Regions from separate parts of the Homo sapiens genome. Here region 1 is linked to region 2. A link is a contact called in ENCODE POLR2A ChIA-PET data. All regions are on one chromosome and are shown on one strand. The core of a region is the stretch at or near the end of the contact, and the rest is flanking DNA. Distances in the headings are between cores, read along the strand shown.

What was found. ChIA-PET counts read pairs that join two places held with the same protein, here RNA polymerase II (POLR2A).
Region 1: POLR2A ChIA-PET joins it to region 2 with 14 read pairs in RWPE1. The contact joins two enhancer-like sites. POLR2A ChIA-PET finds 5 or more read pairs at or near these places in 2 of 52 experiments (HepG2 and RWPE1).

Annotation. Positions count from the first base shown.
Region 1 is chr20:38,456,315-38,464,069 of GRCh38, forward strand. No RefSeq gene overlaps it. Among named protein-coding and RNA genes, the nearest start is that of SNORA60, 11 kb to the left of the region's middle. Within about 2 kb of position 4,082, at least 4 of the 41 ENCODE cell types and tissues checked have a DNase peak (open chromatin) inside an H3K27ac peak, as active enhancers do.
Region 2 is chr20:35,762,840-35,770,239 of GRCh38, forward strand. It overlaps the pseudogene LOC124904972. Among named protein-coding and RNA genes, the nearest start is that of PHF20, 5.5 kb to the right of the region's middle. Within about 2 kb of position 5,457, at least 33 of the 41 ENCODE cell types and tissues checked have a DNase peak (open chromatin) inside an H3K27ac peak, as active enhancers do.

The sequences.
Region 1 (7,755 bases), core at 2,832-5,331, 2.7 Mb after region 2:
GTGTCTGAAGCAAGAGTCATCCAAGACCCACAGAACTTGAGGAAACTTGAGAAGGGTATCACCAATGTGGCCCAATAACCAGGATTAGCATCAAGAAGAGCCACGATCCTACCAGGAAACTGTTGCCTGGCACCAGAGTCCCTGTGACACAGTGGGTGGGAGATTCCACGGCAGAATTGAGCCAGGAGAATGAAGAACTGGACAGAATGAAGGTTCATTTGTCCATCCAAAAGATATTTATTAGGCACTGTGCTGGGAATAGAGATACCATGATGAACAAGAAAGTTGTTGCCCTCAAGAGGATCGCATAAACGTGTATAGATGATAAGTTATATGAATTCACACTCCAGATACTTATGGAACAATCACTATGTGCTGGGCCTTGCTCTCAGATGGGCATTTGGGTCTGAACAAAGCAAATGAAGGAGTTTATAGTATAGGACAATGCTGTCCAGTTAAAAAAATAATGTGAGCCACATATATAAAATTTCATAGTAACCTCATTAAATAAAAAGCAGGTGAAATAAATTTTGGTAATATTTATATATTTTATTTAGCCCATTACATCAAAGAATGTTGTTATTTCAACACGTAATTAATATTAAAAATTATCATTATTATTATTTTGAGACAGAGTCTCGCTCTGTCACCCAGGCTGGAGTGCAGTGGTGTGATCTTGGCTCACTGCAACCTCTGCCTCCTGGGTTCAAGTGATCCTTCCACCTCAGTTTCCCAAGTAGCTGGTATTACAGGCATGTGCCACCTTACCCTAATTTCTGTATTTTTAGTAGAGATGGGGTTTTGCCATGTTTGCCAGGCGGGTCTCGAACTCCTGGCCTCAAATGATCCACCCGCCTTGGCCTCCCAAAGTGCTGAGACTACAGGCATGAGCTACCTTGCCCAGCCAATATTAAAAGTTATTAATAAGATTTTTCCCCAAATGAAATCTTTGAAATCTGGTATATATTTTATACATACAGCACATCTCAGTTTAGACTAGCCACATTTAGAGTGCTCAGTAGCCACATATGGCGAGTAGCTATCTTACTGGACATCATAGATTTAGACAATAAGGGGTTCAAGGATGCCTCCTTTACAGGAAGGCTGCTGCATCTTGTGGGGGCTTAATGAAGCTGCTCCAGCTTGGATCCCCCATTCTCTGGTATCCCCTCTCCTCCATCTTGGCAGAGCAGGGCGAGGTATATATCAGGCATGCCTGATGGAATCCTGCCTCATGTTCCAGAGCCTTCTGGAGGCAAGACACCGAGTCCTGGGTGTGCTTCTCTAACACAGATCCTACTGGAGTTAACTTTAGTGTACCCAGCGTTTGTTATTCAGTCAGTCACTACCTGTTTACTAAGTGCTGGCCTCTGTGCTAAGCACTGTGAATGCACGCCAGTGAAAACAGACATTTGTTAGCTCATAATTTCATCAAGATAAACAAGATGCATAAATTGTTAAAAACTCTGAGAAATTCTACAGAGGAAGAGGGAAAGGTGCTGCAAGAGTAAATAGGGCACCTGACCTCTTGGGAGTCAGGGAAGTAGACTTAACTGAGCAAAGGAGGAGAGTGGTCCACATCCAAAAGCTGCGTGGAGGATGCAGGGAGGAGCTCAACGGTGGTTGGTGTGGCTGGCATGCAGCCCGGAGTGGTGTGAGCACTGGCTTTGGAGTCACAGATCTGGTCCAACTTAACTGGGTGACTTTGATGACAAGTTTTAAACTCTGTGCGCCTCAGTGACCTCCTATAGAGGGATGTGGTGAAGATTAAACAGATTGATGTTTGTTTTTTTAAGACGGAGTCTTGCTCTGTTACCCAGGCTGGATTGCAGTGGTGCAATCTCCACTCACTGCAACCTCCACTTCCCGGGTTCAAGCTATTCTCCTGCCTCAGCCTCCCGAGTAGCTGAGATTACAGGCGTGCACCACCACACCTGGCTAATTTTTGTATTTTTAGTAGAGACGGGGTTTCGCCATGTTTCACCAGAGTGGTCTCAAACTCCCGAACTCGTGATCCGCTAGTCTTGGCCTCCCAAAGTGCTGAGATTACAGGCATGAGCCACCACGCCCTGCCATGAGCAGCTATTTTTTTTTTACATAAAACTTTTATTTTGGAATAACTTCAGATTTACAGAAAAATTTAAAACCTGGTACATAGAGTTCCCATATGCCCTTCACCCAGCTTCCCCTAATATTAGCATCTTATGTAACCATGACACATTTGTCAAAATTAAGGAATTAACACTGATACATTACCATTAACTGAACCACAGACTCTATCTGGATTTCGCCAGTTTTCCCATTGATGTCCATTTTCTCTGCCATGCAGAATAGCACATTACATTTAGTTATGTATCCTTAATCTCCTCCATCTGGAATGGTTTCTCAGTCTTCCTTTGTTTTTCATGACCTTGACAGTTTTAAAGTGTTGGTAAGATATTTTGTAGAATGTCTCTCAATTTGGATTTTTCTTTTTCTTTTTCTTTTTTTTGAGATGGAGTCTTGCTCTGTTGCCCAGACTGGTGTGCAGTGGCACAATCTCAGTTCACTGCAGCCTCCATTTCTCAGGTTCAAACGATACTCATGCTTTAGCCTGCCGAGTAGCTGAGACTACAGGTGCGTGCCACCATGCCCGGCTAATTTTTGTATTTTGTTTTGTTTTTTTGAGATGGAGTCTCCCTCTGTCATGCAGACTGGAGTGCAGTGGCGGGATCTCAGCTCACTGCAGCCTCTGCCTCCTGAGTTCCAGTGATTCTCCTGTCTCAGCCCCCTGGGTAGCTGGGATTACAGACGTGCGCCACCATACCTGGCTAATTTTTGTATTTTTGGTAAAGATGGGCCTTCACATGTTGGCCAGGTTGGTCTTGAACTCCTGACCTCAGGTGATCCACCCGCCTCGGCCTCCCAAGTGCTAAGACTGCAGGTGTGAGCCACCTCACCCGGCCTAATTTTTGTATTTTTAATAGAGACGGGGTTTCACCATGTTGGCCAGGCTGGTCTCATACTCCTGGCCTCAGGGATCTTCCCACCTTGGCCTTCCAAAGTGCTGGGATTACAGGCATGAGCCACTACACCCGGCCCTCAATTTAGGTGTTCCTAACATTTTCTCATGATTAGACTGGAGGCTACGGGTTTCTGGGAAGAATACTCCAGAGGTGAAATGCCCTTCTCATCACATCATATGGGGGGTACATTATATCAATGTGACTCATGATCAGTGACATTAACCTTGATCACTTGGTTAAGGTGGTGACTGCCAGACTTCTTTGCTGTGAAATTCTTATTTTTCCCTTTTCGTACCGTAATATTTGGAACATAGGTTTGATTTTAATAGATATTTTAAAAATATATATTTAGAAATCTTTACCCACACTGAGAGAATGTATATATTTTTCTCAAGCACCTTTGGGGTATGTATTAATATTGTTTGCATATTTACAATATTTACAAATATCATCTACAGCATAGAATGTGGTAACTTTGATGCTGCAAAGCAAGTCTCAAATATTAATACCAGCACATCAGTATCAGGAATAAATGGGCTGGGCGTGGTGGCTCACGCCTTTAATGCCAGCACTTTGGGAGGCTGAGTCGGGTGGATCACCTGAGGTCAGGAGTTTGAGACCAGCCTGGCCAACATGGTAAAACCCTGTCTCTACTAAAATTATAAAAATCTTCCAGGCATGGTGGCGCGTGCCTGTAGTCCCAGCTCCTCAGGAGGCTGAGGCGGGAGAATCACTTGAACCCGGGAGATGAAGGTTGCAGTAAGCTGAGATCTTGCCACTGCACTCTAGCCTGGGCAACAGAGCAAGACTCTATCTCAAAAAAAAAAAAAAAAAAAAGGAAAGATGACGACTGCAATATGTCACTACAATGTAAAGTCTAAATAAAAACAAAACAAATGTTAAAAATACTCAGACCTGAAGGGTAATGAAAATACTGTATTATCAAAACTTGTATGATGTATAGCTAAAACAGTACATAGGAGAAATTTATAGCCTCAAATGCTTTCATTGGGAAAGAACTTCCCACCAGTAAGGGAGTGTGTGACTCATTACACAGGTTAGACGGAAGTTCAGAGAGTTCTCCCTGGTGTCTTTGGCATTTCTCCAGGATTTTTGCAGCACTCCGAGGGAATCAGAGCCCCAGTAACTACTGAGATTGAATGAGCCACTAGTGCAGTACAATGCAGACACAGAACAGATTATATTTTATTCCACAAAGAAAAGGAATGAGATCTTTTCCCACCTTACCTTTGTGAAATATGTTCCATTTCCATTGGAGGTGCTGAAGGAAATCAGGTTTTAAGTCATGTTTTATTTAGATCTGCTAGAGAGACTGTGTTTTGTTTTTCTTTTTTTTTTTTTTTAATTGATCATTCTTGGGTGTTTCTCGCAGAGGGGGATTTGGCAGGGTCATAGGACAATAGTGGAGGGAAGGTCAGCAGATAAACAAGTGAACAAAGGTCTCTGGTTTTCCTAGGCAGAGTGTTTGTGTCCCTGGGTACTTGAGATTAGGGAGTGGTGATGACTCTTAACCAGCATGCTGCCTTCAAGCATCTGTTTAACAAAGCACATCTTGCACCGCCCTTAATCCATTTAACCCTGAGTGGACACAGCACATGTTTCAGAGAGCACAGGGTTGGGGGTAAGGTCATAGATCAACAGGATCCCAAGGCAGAAGAATTTTTCTTAGTACAGAACAAAATGAAAAGTCTCCCATGTCTACTTCTTTCTACACAGACACAGCAACCATCCGATTTCTCAATCTTTTCCCCACCTTTCCCCCTTTTCTATTCCACAAAACCGCCATTGTCATCATGGCCCGTTCTCAATGAGCTGTTGGGTACACCTCCCAGACGGGGTGGTGGCCGGGCAGAGGGGCTCCTCACTTCCCAGTAGGGGCGGCCGGGCAGAGGTGCCCCTCACCTCCCGGACGGGGCGGCTGGCCGGGCAGGGGGCTGACCCCCCACCTCTCTCCCAGACGGGGCGGCTGGCCGGGCGGGGGGCTGACCCCCCCACCTCCCTCCCAGACGGGGCGGCTCGCCTGGCGGGGGGCTGACCCCCCCACCTCCCTCCCGGACGGGGCGGGGAGCTGACCCCCCCACCTCCCTCCCGGACGGGGCGGCTGGCCGGGCGGGGGGCTGACCCCCCCACCTCCCTCCCGGACGGGGCGGCTGGCCGGGCGGGGGGCTGACTCCCCCACCTCCCTCCCGGACGGGGCGGCTGGCCGGGCAGAGGGGCTCCTCACTTCCCAGTAGGGGCGGCCGGGCAGAGGCGCCCCTCTCCTCCCAGACGGGGCGGCTGGCCGGGCGGGGGGCTGACCCCCCACCTCCCTCCCGGACTGGGCAGCTGGCCTGGCGGGGGCTGACCCCCACCTCCCTCCCGGACAGGGTGGCTGCCGGGCGGAGACGCTCCTCCCTTCCCAGACGGGGTGGCAGCAGGGCGGAGGGGCTCCTCACTTCTCAGACGGGGCGGTTGCCAGGCGGAGGGTCTCCTCACTTCTCAGACAGGGCAGCCGGGCAGAGACGCTCCTCACCTCCCGGACAGGGTCGCGGCCGGGCCGAGGCGCTCCTCACATCCCAGACGGGGCAGCGGGGCAGAGGTGCTCCCCACATCTCAGACGATGGGTGGCCGGGCAGAGACACTCCTCACTTCCTAGATGGGATGGCGGCCGGGAAGAGGCGCTCCTCACTTCCTAGGTGTGATGGCGGCCGGGCAGAGACGCTCCTCACTTTCCAGACTGGGCAGCCAGGCAGAGGGGCTCCTCACATCCCAGACGATGGGCGGCCAGGCAGAGACACTCCTCACTTCCCAGACGGGGTAGCGGCCAGGCAGAGGCTGCAATCTCGGCACTTTGGGGGGCCAAGGCAGGCGGCTGGGAAGTGGAGGTTGTAGCGAGCCGAGATCACGCCACTGCACTCCAGCCTGGGCACCATTGAGCACTGAGTTAACGAGACTCCGTCTGCAATCCCGGCACCTCGGGAGGCCGAGGCTGGCGGATCACTCGCGGTTAGGAGCTGGAGACCAGCCCGGCCAACACAGCGAAACCCCGTCTCCACCAAAAAAATACGAAAACCACGCAGGCGTGGCGGCGCGCGCCTGCAATCGCAGGCACTCGGCAGGCTGAGGCAGGAGAATCAGGCAGGGAGGTTGCAGTGAGCCGAGATGGCAGCAGTACAGTCCAGCTTCGGCTTGGCATCAGAGGGAGACCGTGGAAAGAGAGGGAGAGGGAGACCGTGGGGAGAGGGGAGAGGGAGAGGGAGACCGTGGAAAGAGGGGAGAGGGAGAGGGAGAGGGAGACCGTGGAAAGAGGGGAGAGGGAGAGGGGAGCTTTTTTTTTTTCTTTCTTTGGTTGGCTGATTTTGAGACAGAGTCTCCTCTGTCGCCGAGGCTGGAGTGCTGTGGTGCAATCACAACTCACTGCAGCCTCAACCTCCACTCAGCAATCCTCCCGCTTCAGCCTCCCAAGTAGCTGGGATCACAGGCACATGCCACCATGCCCAGCCAAGGGTTTCACCATGTTACCTAGGCTGATCTTGAATTCCTGGGCTCAAGTGTTAGACTCACTTCGGCCTCCCAAAGTGTTGGGATTACAGGCGTGAGCCACTGCACCCAGCCTGTTTTGTTTGGGGCAAGGGTTTTAACATTTATATATATATAAATATATATATATTTTATATATACAAATATATATATAAATATATATTTATATATATTTATATATAATATATTATATATAAATATATTTATATATAATATATTATATATAAATATATTATATATAAAATATTATATATAAATATATATATTTATATATATAAATATATATAAATATATATATATATAAAAATACCAGCACATCAGTATCAGGAATAAATGGGCTGGGCAGTATATATATATATATATATGTATATATATATACTGTTTTTCATATATATATACTGTCTTATATATATATATACTGTTTTACATATATATACTGTTTCATATATATAATGTTTTATATATATACTGTTATATATATTATATGTACTGTTATATATTTTTTATATATATACTGTTATATATATTTTTTATATATACTGTTATATATTATATATATACTGTTATATATATATTTTACATATATACTGTTATATATATATTTTATATATATATACTGTTATATATATATATTTTATATATGTATACTGTTATATATTTATATTTTTTATATGTATACTGTTATATATATATTATATGTATACTGTTATATATATATTTTATATGTATACTGTTATATATATATATTTCATATATATATACTGTTATATATATTTTATATATATATACTGTCATATATATATTTTATATATATACTGTCATATATATATTTTATATATATATACTGTCATATATATATTTTATATATATATATACTGTCATATATATATTTTATATATATATACTGTCATATATATTTTATATATATACTGTCATATATATATTTTATATATATACTGTCATATATATATTTTATATATATACTGTCATATATATATTTTATATATATACTGTCATATATATATTTTATATATATATACTGTCATATATATATTTTATATATATATACTGTCATATATATATTTTATATATATACTGTCATATGTATATTTTATATATATACTGTCATATGTATATTTTATATATATACTGTTATATGTATATTTTATATATATATACTGTTATATATATATTTTTATATATATACTGT
Region 2 (7,400 bases), core at 4,207-6,706:
CTTTCCTTGACTATGTCATTGTCCTATCCCCTCGCCCCAACCCACGACTACTTCACAAGCACCAAACTCTTTTCAGCCTTTATTCTTTTTTTTTTTTTTTTTTTTTTTGGGGACAGAGTCTTGCCCTGTCGCTCAGGCTGGAGTGCAATGGCGACATCTCAGCTCACTGCAACCTCCGCCTCCCGGGTTCAAGCAGAGGCTCCTGCCTTAGCCTCCCGAGTAGCTGGGATTACAGGCGCGCACCACCACCACCACACCCGGCTAATTTTTTGTAACTTTAGTAGAGATGCGGTTTCACCATGTTGGCCAAGCTGGTCTGGAACTCCTGTCCTTGTGATCCACCTGCCTTCGCCTCCCAAAGTGCTGGGATTAGAGCCATGAGCCACTGCGTCCAGCCTTCACCCTTTATTATTTTCAGAGTTATTTATCCTACAAGCTACATCATTGCCCCTCCTCCTCTTCCCTATCTCCTTTCATTTTCAGGGGAGCCTATTTATTAGAGGAAGTAAACTGAAGGCAGAAATCTTCAAATACCTGGCTAAAATAAAAATTATTTTTTTTAGCCGGGTGCGGTGGCTCACACCTGTAATCCCAGCACTTTGGGATGCTGAGGCAGGCAGATCACCTGAGGTCAGGAGTCCAGACTAGCCTGGCCAACATGGTGAAACCCCACCTCTACTAAAAATACAAAAATTAGCCAGGTGTGGTAGTGCATGCTTGTAATCCCAGTTACTCCGGAGGCTGAGGCAGGAGAATCGCATGAGCCCAGGAGACGGAGGTTGCAGTGAGCCAAGACTGCACCATTGCACTCCAGCCTGGGCAACAGAGTAAGAATCCGTCTCAAAAATAAATAAATTAATTAATTAAAAAAAATAAAATTGTATTTAAAAAACTCCAAAACCCTTCTTTTTTTTTTTTTTTTTTTTTTTTTTTTTTTTTTTTTTTTTGGGATGGAGTCTCTCACTCTGTCGCCAGGCTGGAGTGCAGTGGCATGATCTCAGCTCACTGCAACCTCCACCTCCTGGGTTCAAGCGTTTCTCCTGCCTCAGCCTCCCGAGAGTAGCTGAGACTACAGTCACACACCACCACGCCCAGCTAATTTTTGTATTTTTAGTAGAGACGGGGTTTCACCATGTTGGCCAGGATGGTCTTGATCTCTTGACATTGTGATCCGCCCGCCTCGGCCTCCCAAAGTGCTGGGATTACAGGCGTGAGCCACCATGCCCAGCCAACATTTCTTAAAAAAAATAAAAGCCACAATCTGGGTGCAGTGGCTCATGCCTGTAATTCCAGCACTTTGGGAGGCCGAGGCAGTTGGATCACCTGAGGTCAGGAGTTCAAGACCAGCCTGACCAGCGTAGAAAAACCCTATCTCTACTAAAAATACAAAACCAGCCTGGCATGGTGGCACATGCCTGTAATCCCAGCTACTCTGGAGGCTGAGGCAGGGGAATCGCCTTGGGAGGTGGAAGTTGTGGTGAGCCAAGGTCATACCATTGCACTCCAGCCTGGGCAACAAGAGAGAAACTATGTCTCAAAAAAATAAAATAAAATAAAATAAAATAATTAAAAAATTAGCCAGGTGTTGTAGCGGGTGCCTATAATCCCAGCTACTTTGGAGGCTGAGGCAGGAGAATCACTTGAACCAGGGACGCGCAGTTTGCAGTGAGCTGAGGTCATGCCGTTGCACTCCAGTTTGGGCAAAAAGAGCAAAATTTAATCTCAAAAAAAAATATCCTTTCATCATGTCCTTTCACAGATTAGCTCTTATCTGCCCTTTTTTTTTTTTTTTTTTTTTTTTTGAGACAGAGTCTCACTCTGTCGCCCAGGCTGGGGTGCAGTGACATGATCTCCGCTCACTGCCTCAGTTCCTGCCTCAGCCTCCTGAGTACCTGGGATTACAGGCATGCACCACCACACCAGGCTAATATTTGTACTTTTAGTAGACACACGGTTTCACCATGTTAGCCAGGCTGGTCTCAAACTCCTGACATCATGATTCGTCTACCTCAGTCTCCCAAAATGCTGGGATTACAGGCGTGAGCCACTATGCCTGGCCACGCCCAGCTAATTTTTGTATTTTAGTAGATATATGGTTTCACCATGTTGGCCCAGCTGGTCTCAAGCTCCTGACCTCAATGATCCACCCACCTTGGCCTCCCAAAGTGCTGGGATTACAGGTGTCAGCCACCCTGCCAGCCTCTTATCTGCCATTCTAATGGAATCTGCTCAACTCTCTACCCCACCCATGCAACTCACTTTCATACAGAATTCCTGTATGCATGAAAACATGCCCAGCCAGGCACGGTGGCTCATTGCTGTAATTCCAGCTCTTTGTTAGGCTGAGGCCGACAGATGGCTTGAAACCAGCCTGGCCAACATGGTGAAACCCTGACTCTACTAAAAATATGAAAATTAGCCAGGTGTGGTGGTGCATACCTGTAATCCCAGCTACTCAAGAGGCTGAGGCATGAGAATTGCTTGAACCCTGGAGGCAGAGGTTGTGGCAAGCCGAGATGTCACCACTGTACTCCAGCCTGGGTGACAGAGTGAGACAATGTCTTAAAAAAATAAAAAAATTAGGGCTGGGTGCAGTGGCTCATGCTTTAAATCCCAGTGCTTTGGGAGGCTGAGGCCGGCAGATCATGAGGTCAGGAGTTTGAGACTAGTCTGGCCAACATGATGAAACGCCATCTCTACTAAAAATACAAAAAAAATTAGCTGGGCATGGTGGCAGGCACCTGCAATCCCAGTTACTCAGGACGCTGAGGAAAAAGAATTGCTTGAACCTGGGAGGCAGAGGTTGCTGTGAGCTGATACCTCGCCACTGCACTCCAGCCTGGGCAACAGAGTGAGACTCTGTCTCAAGAATAAAATAAAATAAAATAAAATAAAATAAAATAAAATAAAATAAATAAATAAAAAAACAAAATGCTTGGCTGGATGTGGTGGTTCACACCTGTAATCCCAGCACTTTGGGAGGCCAAGGCAGGAGAATTGCTTGAGCCCAGGAGTCTGAGATCAGTCTGGGCCACATAGCGAGACCCCGTCTCTATGTTAAAAAAAAAAAATAGGAAAAAAGAAAAAAAAGCATGCCCCTGTCTATATTTTATTTTCACCGAGTAATGTGCTCTATTTCTGGAAATACTTTCATCCTTCCTTCCTCTGGCTCTCCACTGATGCATCTCCAAAGCAACTCCAATCAATTCAACAAATAGTTGTTAAACAACCAGCACATTCTAGGCAGGATGCTAGGAGCTGGGGGGATCGAGATAAACAAGAAGCAGTCCTGTTCCCAGAGAAGTTCACAATCTGATGGTAAAAGCAAATACAATTATGTAAGAAAATAAATCAAATTAGGCCAGGTGTAATGGCTCACGCCTGTAATCCCAGCGCTTTGGGAGGCTGAGGTGGGCAGATCATGAGGTCAGGAGATCGAGATCATCCTGGCTAAAATACAAAATACTAAAAATACAAAAATTAGCCCGGCATAGTGGTGGACACCTGTAATCCCAGTTACTTGGGAGGCTGCGCAGGAGGATAACGAGGTCAGGAGATCAAGACCATCTTGGCTACGTAGGAGAATCGATAGAACCTGGAAGGCAGAGGTTGCAGTGAACTGAGATTGCTCCACTGCACTCCAGCCTGGGTGAGAAGAACAAAACTCCATCTCAAAAAAAAAAAGAAAAAAAAATTTCGGCTGGGCGCAGTGGCTCATGTCTGTAATTCCAGCACTTTGGGAGGCTGAGGCAGGAGGATCATGAGGTCAGGAGATCGAGACCATCTTGGCTAACATGGTGAAACCCCGTCTCTACTAAAAATACAAAAATTAGCTGGGCATGGTGGTGGGCGCCTGTACTCCCAGCTACTTGGGAGGCTGAGGCAGGAGAATGGCGTGAACCTGGGAGGCGGAGCTTGCAGTGAGCCAAGATCACCCCACTGCACTCCAGCCTGGGCGACAGAGTGAGACTCTGTCTCTAAAAAAAACAAGTTTTGTTTAATGAAAAAAGTAAGGTGAACAACAACATGAATAAATGTTCCTTTTGTGTTAAAGGATCAATATAAGAACTGTATCAAAGTTTGCTTATATATATGTAAAGAAATACTGATGGTGTGCACCTGTAGTCCCAGCTACTTGGGAGGCTGAGGTGGGAGGACTGCTTGAGCCCAGGAGTTTGAAGCTGCAGTAAGCTGTGATCGTGGCGCTGCACTCCAGCCTGGGCAACAGAGCAAGATCCTGACACAAACGATTCATTAAAAAAGTAAGTGTCATGTTTACCAATTGGAACTGGACCAATGAGGGACAAGAATTTCAGGGAGACTTTGTATTGTACAACGTTTATGTAATTTCCAGTATTTGAACCATGTGACAACATTAACTGTTTAAAATTAAATTACAAGAAGTTTGGAGACTGAAGTGGATTACCTGGATATTCCAAGACTGTTTGTTTAATTTACCTCTTTATAACCTCCATTCTCTTAGTCCCTGAGGCGAAAATCCTCCCCGTTTCCCTTTATCTCTAGGCTCGTAAGAATTTTAACCCACAAGAAATATTTATTAGGTATGTTTAAATTACAGGTAACAGTGACTGGAGTGCAATGGTGTGATCCCAGCTCACTGCAACTTCTGCCTTCTGGGTTCAAGCGATTCTGCCGCCTCAGCCTCCCGAGTCGCTGGGATTACAGGATGCGCCACGACGCCTGGCAAATTTTTGTATTTTAGTAGAGATGGGGTTTCACCGTGTTGGCCAGGCTGGTCTCCAACTCCTGCCCTCAGGTGATGTGCCGGCCTTGGCCGCCCAAAGTGCTGAGATTACAGGAGTGAGCCACCAAGCCTGGCCCCCCCTCCTTTTTTTTTTTTTTTTGAGACAGAGTCTGGCTCTGTCGCCCAGGCTAGAGTGCAGTGGCATGATGATCTTGGTTCACTGCAACCTCTGCCTCCCGGGTTCAAGCAATTCTCCTGCCTCAGCCTCCCCAGTAGCTGGGATTACAGGCATGTACCACCACGCCCAGCTAATTTTTGTATTTTAGTAGAGATGGGGTTTCACCATTTTGGCCAGGCTGGTCTCGAACTCCTGACTTCAAGTGATTCGCCTGCCTTGGCCTCTCAGAGTGTTAGGATTACAGGCGTGAGCTTCTGTGCCTGGCCTTATCAGCCTTTTTAGTGACTAGGACAAGAATACAAAATGCTTTCCTTTCCTTCCGACTGCTCCCTCCCTCCTTGTAATCATGCAAAATGCAGGAAGTAATTTGGAATTCCTAGTTAATTCTCCTCCCCCTCACTTGGAGAGCAGTGAAGGCCTGGGGAGTTCGGGAACTTTCCGTGGAGCCCAGACTGGAGAGACGTCCGGCCAGGGCCAAGACAACCTGCTTCCCTTGGGCCTCTGGTGCCTTGTTGAGGTCTTGGACCTTTCAGATGCTACTGTGACTGTGGTTTCCGGCTTCCTGAGTTCTCACACTCAGCTTGGTGCTGCAGAGATCACACCCCAGTTCCTGCTTTTGGGGACTGACATGCTCAAGTTTGGTGATACTCAGTACATGGGGTCTGTGAGATCTAGAGGGCTTACTTTTCTGTTTTAGTTTCCCTCTTTTCCCTTAACAGACTCACTGTAAGTGCTTTAGGGTTGCATAAGGATAGAGTATAGAGGTTTGCTGGGTAGACATTGAGAAAGATCAGTTTCCTAATTGAATATTTTATCTCATGTTGGATCTTTAATTCTGCTTCTCTTTAGCTAGGAATATTTTGAATATGCTGAATCTAGTAAAAAAGAAATTAGAAATGAAGTTGTATAGAACTTTGTAGTTCAGTACATTTTCTCACATATTATTGAACTTAAACGTGACAATTCTGCGTTGGTAGATATATATTATCCCATTGAGTAAAAAAAGTGAATATTGAAGAAAAGCAATGCCTACAGAGAGTGACAACTCTTCCATGCAGGTAGATGCTTTTTGTGCTATCCTATACTTTGTATGGATGCACACAGGGTTTCATTGTGGAGCTCTCAGCTTATGGGCTGGGACTACAGTTTTGAAATACAGTATTAGTAAGATGCTGGGGAGGATCTTAAGGCAGAAGGTAGATGTTACTTCTGGTCTAAAGTCAGTGGACTTTAGACCAAAATCTTGTAAACTGGAGCTCTCTGGCTAGCATTCCATTAATATTCAGTTCAGAAGAAGCTGGTAAGTCAAATTTCTGCAAGTTTTTACATCAGAAAGAGCTTAGCTCACAAGGTACTTTTTTCTCATCTGTATTCAGTTATTTTTCCCTGATCAGTGTCAGTCTCCTTCCAACCCTCACTTCCCATCTTGGGGAGTACCCTTAGGGGCAGGTCATTCCTCTCTTCTTTCCCTGGCAGGCTGGACTCATCCATGTGACCTGAGATTGGCCAATCGACAGTGGCTGCTGGCCAAGACCTTGCCTCTTGAGTGAGTGACTCAAAGACAAAGGGATACTAAGATTGAATCACAGCAGTGGTGCGCAGTGTTGCTGGGGGCAGCAGCTGTTGTTGCTCTTTCTTGGTGGAGCTGTCCTTGTGCCTGTTTGTTTTCCAAGCCTGCACTCCTGTTGTAGCTCAGGGGCCCTTGTAACATATTTCTCTTTTGCTTGCCATGATTACTTCACCAGTCTGTGAGCTCCTCGAGAGCAGGGCCTAAGTCTCATTGTGCTCTGAGTGTTTGGTGCCCATCTTGAATTTGACTCTCGGTAAATGCAGGTTGAATAAGTAAAGAAACATGCTATATTTATACGGGGCTACAGAGTCTGGAGTTCTTGGCATTATTGTGGTTGGGGGGCAAAAAGTTCTTTGTGTGCTACCATAGCCACTGACATCTGAGCAATTTCATATTAATAAACATAAACCCAGAGGATCTTGGGAAGGCCCTTCCTATATGTGAGCACTTACTTGACTGAGTGGCACTGATTCTCAAATTGCTGATTTTTTAAAAAGTATGAAATGTATCATGAATTTGCATGCTTATCCTTATGCAGGGGTCATGTGAATCTTTTCTGTATTGTTACAATTTTATTTTATTTTATTATTATTTTTTGAGATGGAATCTTGCTCTATCACCCAGGCTAGAGTGCAGTGGTGCTATCTCGGCTCACTGCAACCTCTGCCTCCAGGGTTCAAGTCATTCTCCTGCCTCAGCCTCTCAAGTAGCTGGGACTACAGGCATGCACCACCACACCTGGCTAATTTTTGCATTTTTAGTAGAGAGAGGGTTTCACCATGTTGGCCAGGCTGGTCTCGAACTCCTCACCTCAGGTAATCTGCCCGTCTTGGCCTCCCAAAGTGCTGGGATTACATGCGTGAGCCACCGCGCCCAGCCATGTTACAATTTTAATAGAATACATGTACTGCCCAAGCAAGTGTAGCTGAAGCTTTTGTCCCTGGTTC